3 separate regions of the Homo sapiens genome follow, and all the other regions are linked to region 2. A link is a contact called in ENCODE Hi-C data. All regions are on one chromosome and are shown on one strand. Each heading gives the region's core, a stretch centred on a gene start or an enhancer-like site at or near the end of the contact. The rest is flanking DNA. Distances are from core to core; before and after follow the strand shown. Region 1 overlaps PXK (PX domain containing serine/threonine kinase like). Region 2 holds the start of FHIT (fragile histidine triad diadenosine triphosphatase). Region 3 holds the start of PXK (PX domain containing serine/threonine kinase like).

What was found. A loop is a pair of places that touch in the nucleus more often than their neighbours do. Pooled maps may share reads with other maps.
Region 1: a pooled map shows a loop between it and region 2 (4-fold over the local background). The contact joins the enhancer-like site here to the promoter of FHIT in region 2. A Hi-C loop is called at or near these places in 1 of 37 single-sample maps with no recorded cell type and 2 of 50 pooled maps.
Region 3: a pooled map shows a loop between it and region 2 (11-fold over the local background). The contact joins the promoter of PXK here to the promoter of FHIT in region 2. A Hi-C loop is called at or near these places in 5 of 50 pooled maps.

The regions. Positions count from the first base shown.
Region 1 is chr3:58,347,807-58,352,381 of GRCh38, forward strand. The region is part of intron 1 of PXK (PX domain containing serine/threonine kinase like); the gene reads left to right. Among named protein-coding and RNA genes, the nearest start is that of PXK, 17 kb to the left of the region's middle. RefSeq lists an enhancer at 1,700-1,979. Within about 2 kb of position 2,130, at least 9 of the 41 ENCODE cell types and tissues checked have a DNase peak (open chromatin) inside an H3K27ac peak, as active enhancers do.
Region 2 is chr3:61,248,685-61,253,390 of GRCh38, forward strand. It overlaps FHIT (fragile histidine triad diadenosine triphosphatase), which reads right to left and starts at 2,768. Exons shown (of 10, transcript NM_002012.4): 1 at 2,617-2,768. It overlaps LOC124909387 (a long non-coding RNA gene), which reads left to right and starts at 2,908. Exons shown (of 2, transcript XR_007095939.1): 1 at 2,908-2,943. RefSeq lists enhancers at 1,357-1,636, 1,917-2,046, 2,187-2,316, 2,447-2,506, 2,571-2,865.
Region 3 is chr3:58,329,613-58,334,492 of GRCh38, forward strand. PXK (PX domain containing serine/threonine kinase like) reads left to right here and starts at 3,280. Exons shown (of 18, transcript NM_017771.5): 1 at 3,280-3,478. The coding sequence starts at 3,377. RefSeq lists silencers at 3,054-3,583, 3,830-4,124.

The DNA of each region.
Region 1 (4,575 bases), core at 880-3,379, 2.9 Mb before region 2:
TTTACCTTCATGATAGTTTGAATTGCATTAGTTATTATCCCAGTTTTGTAGTTGAAGAAAATGAGGTGCAAAAAGAGTAAGATTGAAGGTTTCTATGAGGCTAATGAACTTTGTTTTGTTTTTTTGAGACTGAGTCTCACTCTGTTGCCCAGGCTGGAGTGCAGTGGTGTGAAGTTGGCTCACCGCAACCTTCACCTCCCGGGTTCAAGTGATTTTCCTGCCTCCCAAGTAGCTAGGACTACAGGCGCGTGAGACCGTGCCCGGCTAATTTTTGTGTCTTTTCAGTAGAGGTGGGGTTTTGCTATGTTGGCCAGGCTGGTCTTGAACTCTGACCTCAAGTCATCCACCTACCTCTGCCTTCCAAAGTGCTGGGATTACAGGTGTGAGCTGCCGTGCCCAGCTGACTAGTGAACTTTGAATGAAAGAGGTAAGAGTTGGCAGCCATCCCTAAGCTGATCTGTTGTCAGGGCCTACAGAGTGGTGGACCTGATTGATGGCTCCACTAAGCATTGGTTGAAAGAGGACAAGCTAGTGGTCTCCTTCTGAACCACAGAACCAGACAATGATTTGTGTGACCGTTTTCTCAGTTCTTCCATTCTGGCTGCATAGGGATGGAGTTAATTCACTACATACGACAGAGGCCTTAGGGCAGTGCTGTCCAATGGAAGTATAATGCTAGCCACATATGTAACTTTACATTTTCTAGTAGCCATGTTAAAAAAGTAAAAAGAAACAGGTGAAATTAATTTAAATAATATATTTAACCCAATATATCCAAAATATTATAATTTCAACATGGAATCATTATAAAAATTATTACTATGTTAGGTGCAGTGACTAATGCCTGTAATCTCAGCACTTTGGCAGGTTGAGGAGGGAGGATTGCTTGAGGCCAGGAGATCGAGACCAGCCTAAGCAATATAGCAAGATCTAGTCTCTACAAAACTTAAAAAAAAAAAAAAGTCAGGTGTGGTGGCATACCTGTAGTCTCAGCTACTCAGGAGGTTGAGTAGAAGAATCCCTTGAGCCCAGGCAGTGGAGGCTGCAGTGAGCTATGATTGCACCACTGCACTCCAGCCTAGGTAACAGAGTGAGACCCTGTCTGTACTTTTTTTTAATTAATATGTTTTGCATTCCTCTTGTCATAAAAGTATTTGAAATCTGGTGTGTATTTTACAATTACAGCATATCTCAATTGGGACTAGCCACATATCAGATGCTCAGTAGCCACATATTGCTTGTGGCTACTAGGCAGCAGAGATACAGACATTAAAAATATTTGCCAGGCATGGTAGCTCATGCCTGTAGCCCCAGTTACTAGGGAGGCTGAGGTGGGAGGATCACTTGAGCCCAGGAGTTCAAGGCTGCAGTGAGCTATGGTTGTACCACTGCACTCCAGCCTGGGCGACAGAGCCAGACCCCATCTCCAAAAGAAATTAAAAATAAAATCCCAAATGTGTTGTTATGGAGAGAGATCCATGTTATATTAAGTGAGAGAAAAAGCAAGTCATAACACACTATGTTTAGTATGCTTTCATTCTCATAAATATCTTTTTTTTTTTTTTTTGAGACGGAGTCTCACTCTGTCGCCCAGGCTGGAGTGCAGTGATGTGATCTTGGCTCACTGCAACCTCTGCCTCCCCGGTTCAAGCGATTCTCCTGCCTCAGCCTCCTGAGTAGCTGGGATTACAGGCTCCTGCCACCACGCCTGGCTAATTTTTGTATTTTTAGTAGAGACGGGGTTTCACCATGTTGGCCAGGCTGGTCTTGAACTGCTGACCTCAAATGATCTACCCTCCTCGGCTTCCCAAAGAGCTGGGATTACAGGCATGAGCCACAGCACCTGGCCACATTTTCATAAATATCTGTGTTTATACCTGCAAATAAACAGTCTGTAACTGCACACTATCCAGTATTTTAGCCACTAGGCTAATAAAATTAAGCTAAAAATTCAGTCCCTTCGTCACCCTATCCACATTCCAAGAGCTCAGTAGTCCCTTGTGCATAGTGGCTACCATATTGGATATCAAGCCTTAGGTCACTGCTCTCTTCAAACTGCTGAACTGGTTGAGAAAGACTGAGCTTAACGGATAGAACCTGCTAGCCCTGCAGCCATTGGGGTTTTGTGACTACTGAGTCCCAGAGCCTCTGTGGTTTTTAAGAGTAACACACAGGAAGGAAGCTCACTGAGGTGCAACCGTTATTAGTACCTTGGGGAGTTTAACAGGAGCACAGTGTAGAAGCAAAACAGCTTTGTGGAGGACCCTGTTCCGTTTTTGTACAACTGAAATTAACTACTATTCAAATTGCTGAGGATCACATAAACCTGATGTCCACTTTAGGCATGTTCTTATAAAAATGTTCCTTTCGACTGCTTCTTAACTGCCTAATGTACATTATGGGGCTTGCTTAACATTTTGGAGAAAAAATAGTTTCTTACTTGTACATAACTTCTAGGTGGTGCTCACATTACATTCAGCTCCAGCAGTTTGTGTCCATGTAGTAGGAGGTAGGCTGCAAAGTATAGGGGTATTAAAACCAGGTGGTTGTGGTATTCTGAGAGCTCTATTGCTATAGTAACTCATATTCTCCAGGCCCGGGTTCTTGTCCTTACTCTGCCCTTCACCCTGTCAGCTTCCCCCTGACTTGATAGACTGGTTCTGCCTGTCCAGCTGCACTCTGTTCATCAAAATGAGTCCTTGGAGCATGTGAAAGTATTGTGTCCAAGGGCATAGAAGGTAGGAACCGCTGTGCCCCTGGGTCAGACTGGCCTGGGGTGGAGTCTATTCTCATCACATACTAGTGGTGCGCCCTTGTTTAAGGCATCTACCCTCTCTGAGCTTCAGGGTTTTTGTTGTATAAGAGATGTAGTGACGCCTCCCTTCAGACATTGTTGGGAGATGGAGTAAACTGAGGGCTAGAAGGCAGAGAGTAAGTGCCCCATAAGCAGAGCAGTTATACCTCCCTCTCTGAAGATATGTGTCTGCATGGCATGTGTACTGTGGTCACTTCCACAGTTGGTTATGAAATTGGAGCTAGTGTCTCAGGATGACACAGCAACCTTCTCAGAGTAGGAAGGATAGATTTATATGTACGTTATCCTAAGTGATGGTGACCATTATTAAAACCAGTAGGGACTTCTAGCTTGACTTCAGCCTATAGTTTCAAGCTTCTCTCCCACTAAATGCTTTAGCAGCCCTGTTACAAGTAGAAGAGCTCCTTTACTTTACTTTCATCTTCTGTTTTCCCAGTCTCCCCAGCACAGAAAGTACTGATGAGTAGTAAAATGACCAAAAGCTCCCTTGTCAAAGGAAAAAAGGTGCATTTATCATTGATAACATACCAGGCTCTTACCCAAGCTCAGATGATCTCAATCTTTATTACTCAGGATTCCTTATTTAATTTATTTTATTTTTCCAAGAAAGGGTCTCACTCTATCGCCCAGGCTGGAGTGCAGTGGTGCAATCACGGCTCACGGCAGCCTCCATCTCCCTGGGCTTAAATGATCCTTCTTGGGCTTCAGTGATCCACCCGCCTCAGCCCCCCAAATAGCTGAGACTACAGGTGTGCGCCACCACAGCTAGCTATTTGTGTGTGTGTGTGTGTGTGTGTGTGTGTGTGTGTGTGTATTTTTTGTAGAGACAGGGTTTCACCATGTTGCCCAGGCTGGTCTTGAACTCCTGGGCTCATGCAATCCACCTGCCTCATCCTCCCAAAGTGCTGAGATTACAGGTGTGAGCCACCGTGCCTGGCCAGGATTTCTTATTTTAAAGTATCATGTTTTAAATTACATGTGTAGCAAACTGAGAAACTTTTCCAAAAATTGTTTTTCCTGATTGTAAAAATAATTTATGCTCATTGAGGATAACCTGAAAAACGTAGGAAAAAAAAAATAGCCAAAAGTGGGCATAGAATCTAGGACAACAGAGGCTGGAGTCATGGTACTCCTTCTTAGAAATCAGAGACTGATACAATTGTTTCTCATATTTAAAGAGAATGGCTGCTTTTTGTTTTTTCTGGGTGCTCTTCACAGTGCTGCCACCGTCTTCTGTGCTTGCTGATTAGAGTCGTGATATACTCACCTGCAGACACTTTGTGTTTGCTATTTTCTTAGCAGGGAAGAAAACAGTTACAAAGCTGGCCATTGTGCTGGCTGCTCTAAATATACTGTCTTCTTTCATATTCACCATGACTCTGAAGGTGTGATTTAGCAGGTGAGGAAACTGAAGCACAGAGAAGTTAGGCTGCAAAGCTAATAAGCAGTCGTTGGGCTTCGTTCCAGATCTCTGTGACTGGAAAATGTGTGCCCTCCCCTGCTGGGGACTTGTGGCTGTGCTATGGAGGAGGGATGGCACATTGTGGCTGATCATGACACAGTGACCAGCTCCTCCTTCAGGTTCCAGAAGGGCTCCCAGGGGGCCTGTCTTTGAGGCAGTGGAAAAGGGGGAAGGTAGAGGAGACATGGCCCAGGAGGGAGCGCTTCAGTCTCCAGCAGGTACTCAGGTCAGTGCCAGTGAAGGGCGTGAGGGATGAGGAGCTGGCCACCTCAGATACCAGAGCCCAAAGAAAAAGCAT
Region 2 (4,706 bases), core at 1,518-4,017:
ACAAATAAAGATGGGGACACAAAAACATTTCCTAAAGCATTCTATCAAAGGCTGCAGGAAAAAGGCCAAGACAAGGATACCAAATAGAAAAGCATAAGCCTAAAAAGGTTATCCACACTACTGTGAGGACTCCAGAAACCTGCCTTCTTGCAGAAACGGGATACTTTTGACATGAGGGCATGAGATGAAGATTGCAGACTACTTCGTAACACACTCTCCTCATTTATAAAATAAGAGTTAGATTAGATTATTTATAAGGTCCTTCCAGTCTGAATGCATTAAGTCCTTATCATCTATGTGGTCCTTGCACCTTAAGAGAGATGACCATATAAAGAAGCTCAAAAAACATTTGTTGAATTCATGAAGTATTACAACCTTACCAATAATAAATAAGATAATTTATAACAATTGGTCCTGGTCTGTGGCCTTGAAAGAGCAAATTAGAGGAGAAACCATTATCTAAAGAGCTACACATCTGGTGTTCCTGCTAGCTGACTGCTGGTGGAATGAAAATAACCCTGGACTTGAAAATAAGATGCTTGGTTCTAGTCTAATCTCTGACACAAACCAACTGTGTGACCTTGGGCAAACTGCTTTACCACCTGGGCCAGTTTCCTAATCTCTAAAATAAAGGTATTCTAAAACTATATACATATATATATGGAATCTTTATTATAGGCCAAGAAGTGTTCCAAGATCTTTGCATTAGAATTAAATGATCTCAAAGGTTTTTGCAGCTCAAATGTTTAGTATCTAAGTACAGAGGCAGCATGGTATAATTAAAAGATTCCAAATTCTGTAGCCAGAAAGGTTGGACTCCTCCTCAGCTCTGTAAGGTAAGGTCTTTCTCTAAGCAGAGACTGTTAAGCAGAAGGGCTTACAGTCTCAGTCCTTTTATTCACCAGTGTTTTAACTTGAACAAGTTACTTAACTTTCCTAGCCTTAGTTTTCTAATCTGTAAAGTTGATATAAAAATGGTTCTCACTCTCATATAGCTTTTAAGAGGATTAAATTATAACACATATATTTTATTGAATATATATTATATTGCTAGCTGTGTAATCATGGGCTATCTTCTCAAGTTTTTTCTCATATACAAATGGGAAATGTAGTATTAAAAAGAGATCATGTGAACAGGTTCTAAATGGTCAAGTGTTAGTGGTTTTGGAAGCATGTACGTTAATACTTGGAACACCGTATACAACAATCCCATATCTAACACTTAGAACAGCATATGCAATCAATAACAACACACACACACACACACACACACACACACACACACACACACACACACACACACACAAACCCTAGACTTCTTTCTTTACTAAATATTTCTAGTCCAGGTTGCAGCAGGTGGACACAGGCCGGCAGCCATGAACGCAGGTCCACATGGGAGTTGTAGTTCCGAGTCAAGCGGCTGCTCTACAGAACGGCTAGAAGCGAGACTTCGTCTCCCAGGAGACATCTCGCCGTGCAAAATGGCACGCCACGAGGTGGAGTACCTGCCCGACGAGAAACAAGAGGCGGGACTGCAACTCCCAGAAGCCTCCGCGGCCAAGGCCTCAGGCCGCAGGCTGAAGCCAAGGAGGGAGAGTTCAGGTAGATCCGGCTTAACATCAGGTGCGAGTAGGGACCACCCTTGGTAGTCTGGGCCCGGCCCAGGTCAGAACCTTACTAAAACAACCACTGTGAGTATTTTCTATTGGTCCCAGCACATTTCTGAGAGACCAGAATAATAATAGCAGTAAATCTGCAAGTGGTAAACTTTCACAAGCATAACCTCAATTTAGATTTCGGCTTCAGGCAACATCCTTTGGCCACTTGACCTGGGAGCATTGAGCTCCTTGTTTCCCAGATAAGCGCTGTGAGTGGCTGTTCCAAGGTAACACAGCGAGGGCAGAATGTGAGCCTACAGAGAAATCTGCAGATGCATCTCAAGTTCCACTAACCTGCCTCCTTACCCCCCACCACCACCAACTTGGATATACCTTTAAAATTCCCCCCTTTGACGCTAAAAATAAAAACAACAACCATAAAATAAGTGTAAGAAAGTCCGACCAAGTACCGATGAGTTCTCCCACAACAATAAATTCGATGCCTCTTTGCCTGTTTTTGAAGTAGTAATGTAAAATTATCTCCCAAAATGCTGCCTTCTCTATACTCCGGTTTGCTCCTGTCCTGGGCACGTGTTCAGCAACCCCTTAGGGGAATCCAGAGCTGCGTGTTTAACACAGACCTGTTGGGACGGATTTTCGCTACTTGTCTATGAAACTGACGAACCATCCCAAAACGGCGGGTGCCGACTACACCCCCAGAGCCAAGAGCTGTGGCGTCCCCGGACCCGCTGGCGTGGCCCCGTGCCTCAGTTTCCCCAATGTATAAACACGGTGGAGGAGGAACGGGTTAGGGCTAGGGTCGGTGCTTGGGAATTGGGGGGCCCGAGTCCCCACCCTGAGACCCTCGTGGGGCGGAAGAGTACTCGGGACAGAAGCCCACCGCCCCGTGAGCGGCGCCGGCCCCACTGGGCTCCGGGGTGATGACCTGACGCGCGTGGAAACCCAGACCCGCGCCCCAGAAACAGTATTCCACTTGGGCTTGCCTCCCCGCCCCTACCTTCCAGGATGTTGACAGCTGGGAATGAAAGGCAGAGGGAGGGAGCGCGGGGCCGGAGCGCCGCCTGGGAGTGTGCCCACTGGGTGGCCGCCTGAGGGACCCGGGAACAGAGGGCAAAAAGTCCTGTGACCGGACAGAGCAGAGCGGGGACTGCAATTCCCAGAAGACCCCACGGTAGGGGCGGGACCCAAGATGGCCGCTTGTCTGGGGACAGGAGCGGAGGCCAATACGCGCAGAGCATGCGCCTACGCCGGGCCAATTGAAAGCCATAGTGACAGTAACCCTGATTCAGGGGCGGGAAACACTGACCACAGAAGACAAGTTGAGGTGAGAATCCCCTTACAAGGGGGTTTGGGGCATAAATCGCACAATCTTTGGCTTTTTCTAACTAGAAAAAGAAACATGATTCTTTTCACGTGTAACGAAAGGCTGTACCGCACTTTTGCTTTTTTCTTTCCTCCCAAAACGCGTTTAACTATCCCTTCACGACTTCCCACTGGCTGGATTTCTTTTCGTTTCATTTCCCCACTCTGGATCTTTCTGGATTCCTTAAGCCTTCTTTTCTTTATGTGTCTCTCAGAAACACAGACTTGCAGTCCCTGGCTTGATCCATCAAATAATGTGGTCATTTACGACTACGCTCAGCCCTCCCTGGCATCCTAACAAAATTGCACCACATGCGCCCCTTCTCTTTTCCTTTCTGTCTTTTCTGTGCTGTTTTTCTCCTTAGCATTTGTCGTTACGAAGCATTGTATAAAATTTACGTATTTATCTTTTTTACCATCTTACTTTCTCACTAGAATGCAAGATCCCTGCAGATGTGGATTTTTGTTTTGGTCACTGTAGTCTTTCTAGCACCTAGAAAAGTGCCCAGCACATAGTAAATACACCGTATTTTCAATAATTGAACGAAATCTAGAGTGACCTTTCTCCCCTAGTCTCCCTTTCTCTGGTGCAGATCAACCCGTTTCTGACCACCATGGTTCCTTGTGCTTGTTCCCCTGTTTAATCCAAAATCATTATTGATGTATTCTGTGCCAAATGCCATGTGGGTGCTGGAGAAATCATTGATTCAGACCCAATTCCTAACCTCAAAATGCTCTGTCTAGTGACGTATGAAAAGTAAAATTAATTTTACAATAAATGCAATTACAAATTGCAGAACACCTACGTAATTTTCACAAGGTCATGCAGCTCCTAAGCAAGGACTAGATTCCTGGCTGCAGACTCTTGCCATTACATCGGGAAAAACAAAGAGCAGTTTTCTCTCAGACAAACACTAAGATAGGTCCCCATTTTCCTTAGCACCATTTCCTTTCTCTGTCTCTCACTTTTTTATTTGGCCTGATTCATTACATGCAGGCAATTACATCAAGTCTTAGATCTCTCATTATTTCTAATATTTGAATCCCATGGAGAGTAGCAAGGTGTCCTACAAAGTGTCCTGGTGTGAAAATCTGATGTCCTTGGAAGCTTGACTCTCAGAGAATGTCACATTGGATTATAGTTCATCACACAGACACCATGGCCACATAAAATATTATCAAATTGTGAATAACAAAGTGAAATTGAAAAAAAAAATATAGTTAAAACAGCAGGAATGTGAGCAATATATGTACAGACTGATTTTGTGCATAGAGATTAAAACACCTGTTCAGGCTTCCTAGCCTAATCTTCTGTCAATTTGGGGTCATTTCCTGTAATACAATTCTTTGTTGCTTTTATGAGCACAGACTTAGCTCAGCAGTCCCAGCTATTCTCAAGCTGATCGACATGAGAGATTTCAACACATGTGTCAGCAGCCAGACTAAACGTGGAAGAAAATCAGAAGCATTTGAAACTGTAAAGCTCAATAACTTTCCTCCTCCTGAGAAAGCATCAGCCTATAATCATTACATCTTCTACTTAGCAGTCAAAAGGCAAATGTCATGAACATACTCAGGGTCTAAACAGTGGTGTCTAATGATTATTGCACTGTTGTCAGATAGCCTAATATGAGCACATAGGTATTACTTCAGCTGTGGATAATGCTGACTGCTGGGCTCAAGGTCACCCACGACCTTGAGCAACAGATACATTCACAAAGAGCA
Region 3 (4,880 bases), core at 2,030-4,529, 2.9 Mb before region 2:
TCATACAAGTTAAATACAGAAAAGCATACAGAAGAAATCATCATGATCCTGCTTCTTAGAGGCCCACCGTTCATATTTATTTATTTATTTTTGAGACGGAGTCTCGCTCTGTCACTGAGGCTGGAGTGCAGTGATACGATATCGGCTCACTGCAACCTCCACCTCTTGGGTTTAAATGATTCTCCTGCTTCAACTTCCCGAGTAGCTGGGATTACAGGTGTGTGCCACCATGTTCTGGCTAATTTTTCTCTAAAAGTAGAGACAGGTTTTCACCATGTTGTCCAGGCTGGTCTCAGACTTCTGACCTCAAGTGATGTGCCCGCCTCGGCCTCTCAAAGTGCTGGGATTACAGGTGTGAGCCTCTGTACTCAGCCCATATTTTGATATATTTTCTTCTGGTGTTTGTCCTGTAGATATGTTGGGATTATACGGATGCTAAATTGCTTTTTTCATTTACTATTATATCAAGAGCATTTCTCAAGATCATAAAATATTTTTTAATCATGTGACTTTTTATTTATTTATTTGTTTGTTTGTTTGTTGAGACAGGGTTTTGCTCTGTTGCCCAGGCTGGAATGCGGTGATGCAATCTTGGCTCACTGCAGCCTCCACCTTCCGGGTTCAAGTGATCCTCCCACCTCAGCCTCCTGAGTGCCTGGGACTATAGGCATGCACCACTTACCCTGGCCTGATTTTTAACATTGCAAAAAATTCATGATTGTACCAAGATTTGTCCAAAACCCAACTGTTAGTCATTTATCCTTGCATGCTATTTTTTTTTTTTTACTGATCTCTGATTATTTTCTTAGGATACCCTCCTAGACGCAGAATTACTTGGTCATAGGATAAGAACATTTTCAAAGCCCTTAATACATATTTGTTTTAGCTCCTAGTACTAGGTCTATTACATAGTAGGTACTTAGCAAATAATTGTTGAATGAATGTACGAATGCCCTCCAGAAAGGTGGCGCCAATTTATACTCCCACCTGCAGTAAGAGAAAAGAGCCTTGTCTTGGTCAGTCCACATCACAATAGGAGTAATGATTATAGCTGGATTTTGGTTTCTGTGACTCTGGCAGAGAAATAATCTATTTGCCTTAAAACAAAGAAATGAAAGTAAAAAGTTGAATCCTCCCTAAATGACATATGGTTTTGCTTTAATAGACTGCTGCTTTTAAACACACTGGCACAAAAGTGGAATGGAGGGAGAGTTCTGATTATTTTAGGGCTGAATCATGAAGGTCCAGGATTCCTTCTTCACATCTCGCTCTATTAGATCTTGGCCCCTGGGACCAATCTCATGGCTACTTGACTCAACGGGGCTGCCCACCAATCCCAATAAGCTTGAGATCTGGAGAAGGGACCCTTTATGTATGATGTGGGCCTTTCCTGTGATGTCAAATTTTGGTGGTGGTGGTGGGATTACCAAGGAACTTTGTTCCCTTATCTGAAGTGTAGAAATTTAGTGGAGGCAAATTTAAGAGTTAGGAACCTTCCATTCTGTCAACTGTAGGGGAAGGAGGAAACTAATATTGACTTTGTTTTGTTTTTTTTTTGTTTTTCCGGAGACGGTCTTGCTCTGTTACCCAGGCTGGAGTGAAGTGGCATGATCATGGCTCACTGCGGCTTCAACCTCCTGTGCTCAAAAAACTCTCCCACCTCAGCCTCCTGAGTAGTTGGGACCACAGGTGTGAGCCATCATGCCCAGGTATTTTTAAAATTTTTTTGTAGAGACGGGGTCTCACCATATTGCCCAGGCTAAACTCCTGGACTCAAGCCATCCACTCTCCTCAGCCTCCCAAAGTGCTGGAATTACAAAGGTGAGCCATCATGCCTGACCACGGTTTGAGGTGTTTTTGTTTGTCTGTTTTTTTGTTTGTTTTTTGAGACAGAGTCTCACTCTGTCACCCAGGCTGGAGTGTAGTGGTATGATCTTGGCTCACTGCAACCTCCCCCTCCCGGGTTCAAGCAATTCTCCTGCCTCAGCCTCCAGAGTAGCTGGGTCTACAGGCACGTGCCACCATGCCCAGCTAATTTTTATATTTTTAGTAGAGGGGGTTTTGCCATGTTGGCCAGGCTGGTCTCAAATTCCTGACCTCAGGTGATCCACCCACCTTGGCTTCCCAAAGTGCTGGGATTACAAGCGTGAGCGATCATGCCTGACCACCGTTTGAGTTTTTACTATGTGCCAAGCCCCTTCCCAGTCTACTGCATTCCTTGTATTAACCTTTTCATACAAATAATATTATCTCCACTTTGCAAATTGGGGAGTTGGGACTCAGAGAGGTTGGGTAACTTATTGAAGATCACACAGCTGGTAAATGCCAGAGCCATGGAGATGATGGTCCTCCAATTCTAAATTTAACTCTTCACTATCCTGGAATGCTGCCCTAGGAGAGGGCAGTGTGGGTGAAATTTCTAGGTGTATATGGAGATGGGGGGGATGAGGTGGTGCCAGGATTATGGCTTTGGGTTCAGGCAGACTGTGGGCAGATTTAGGGCTGAGAAGTTGATCCCAAGGTTCTCTGGCTTGGCTCTTGGTTTGAAGTTCTTCTAGTCCATATGGTGGGATCAAAAACTCCCAAGTCTAAGGGATGTGGTTGAGCCCGCAGTGGGGGCCAAGAGTAGAGGCTAGGGGTCTCTGGACCATTTTATAGGGTCTCCAGTTCTTAGAGCTTGGGTCTGAGGGTTCTGGGGCCCAAGACCTCCAATTATGGGGTCCAGCTCTTAGGTGTTCAGGCCTGAGGAGCCACGTTCAAGAGTCCCTGTGAAGTTTCAATAGGAAGGGCTTGTTTCAGAAAGTCTCTGGGTTTGCAGGGCTCAGACTGGGGGTCCCATCCTAAAGGCCCTTTTTCTGAGTTTTAGGGTCCTTGGGCCTGGGGGATGAGAGAGATCCAGTTCTGAGGGTTTCAAGAGGTACGGTCCCCGAAAAGCCCAGTTCTGAGAGGCCTGGTTTGGAAATCTCGCCCTGAAGATTCCTGGATCCCAGGGCTCAGGACCAGGCGTCTCTGGATCTGAGGATCCTGGTAGTGATGGCTTAGGGTGGTGTTCCCTGGTCCGAAGCCCGGAGCTAAGGGCACCGGGTCTGCGGTGCGGCTGCGAGGAGCAGGGAAGCGCAGGCCCATGGCAGCCGCGAGGCGGAGGAGCGGGCCAGCGGGCGGCAGTGCTGGCGGCCCCCACACGTTCTGCGCTGGGTCGGCGCTAGGACTCCGGGGCGGCGGCCGTGGGAAGGGCGGCGCTAGGACCCCGCGGGCCCGGCGGCGCGTGGGGCGGCGCGTGTTGACAGCGGCGGCGGTGGAACCGGGCGGGCGGCGGGAGTCGGCGCCTCGGGTTCCTACCTCGCGTCCCTAGGCGGCGGCGGCCGGGCGTCCCGGGATGGCCTTCATGGAGAAGCCGCCAGCCGGCAAGGTGCTGCTGGACGACACGGTGCCGCTGACAGCAGCCATCGAGGCGAGCCAGAGCCTGCAGTCCCACACGGTGCGCGGCCCAGCGGGCGGGCGGGCGGCGTGGGGCGGCCCCGGGCCGCGAGGGGGCTGCGGGCTGCCTGGCGCGGGCCGGGCAGGGTCGTCGGACGGAGACCGGGCCACAGGGTGGGCGGCCCTGGCCGAGAAGGCTGTGGCGCGCCGCTGGGTCTGGGTCAGGGCCCCTGGGGCCCAGGCGAACGCTGAGGCCCGGAGGGGCCAAGGATGGGGACCGCAGCTCCCGGCGCCGCGGGGTGGAAGGAGCTCGGCGGCGACCAGGAAAGCGACTCCGAGTTGGGGGGCGGGGGCGGGGGCTGCGGGATTCCCGGGCTCACCTTGGACTAGGGGAGCAGGAACGAGACCGCTCAGGACCATCCACTTCTGCCCGCCGCCAGCCTTTTCCTTTTTGAGGCCGTGTAATTTCCTCCTTGCAGCTGAGGGTCTGGGTGATGGGGATGAGGGTGTGCCGGGCCAAATGAAGTGTGACTCCAGAGCCTACTTGTTGGGACAGCAGAGTGTAAGTGGCTGGGGTCTGCAGCCCCGTTTCCAGGTCAGCCGCTTGGCCCTGGTCCCGGGAAGTGGTGGGGGCGGCAGTCGGGGCGCTGTTAAGCAGGTGTATGAATGTGCTTCTCTAACTTGCTCTTTAGTGGGCAGTGGTAGCATTCATTTGAGTTTAAAATCCACTCGAGTAGCATAAAGGAGTAATAGGTCCTCATAGTAAACATTGGCAGGGTTCATTTCTGCTACATATACGGTCTTTTATGGGGCTTTAAAACCGTGGTTGTTTTCATTTGCTTGTACCTTTTTTTTTTTTTGAAAGGCCCACTATGCATTATAATTTCCAAGCAATAAATCTAGGAACCAGCAAGAAACCTGGAGCTATCAGCTAGTGGGACTTTTTTGGAAAAGTAATGAGTGAGGAGAGAGATTCCTTCAATTGTGATGTTTTGTCAGTCCACCGAATCAGATTCAGACTCAGAGGCTTGTTTGTTTACCATTGCAGTGTGTTTGGGGGGTCATCATCTGGAGGCTAAAGCTCACAATAGCCTTCTGTTTCTCTTTTCGTTCAAGCTCTTCTGATGACTTCAAAGAGACCTTTTATTCTGTTGTATTAAAGTGAGACTTTTTTGAACCTCAGTTTCCTCTTCTGACAGCCGTGCTTTGTAGGGCTTGAATTGTTCAAAGCATTCACTTCCAGTTAAGAAAATTATTATCTTTTTAAAAAGGGCTATTTATTTCACGCTGTGTGTCTTTAATCCTATTCTGTAGACATGTGAGAAGGCACATACAGGACAGAATTTGTTAAACTTGCTATCATTTGTGCCTAAAGGGAGTATGGCATAAGGGTTGAAATTTAGGATAGGGAGTCAAGAGTAATTCAGCTATTAAATTTGATTTTTGACTTGACTATTGGCAAG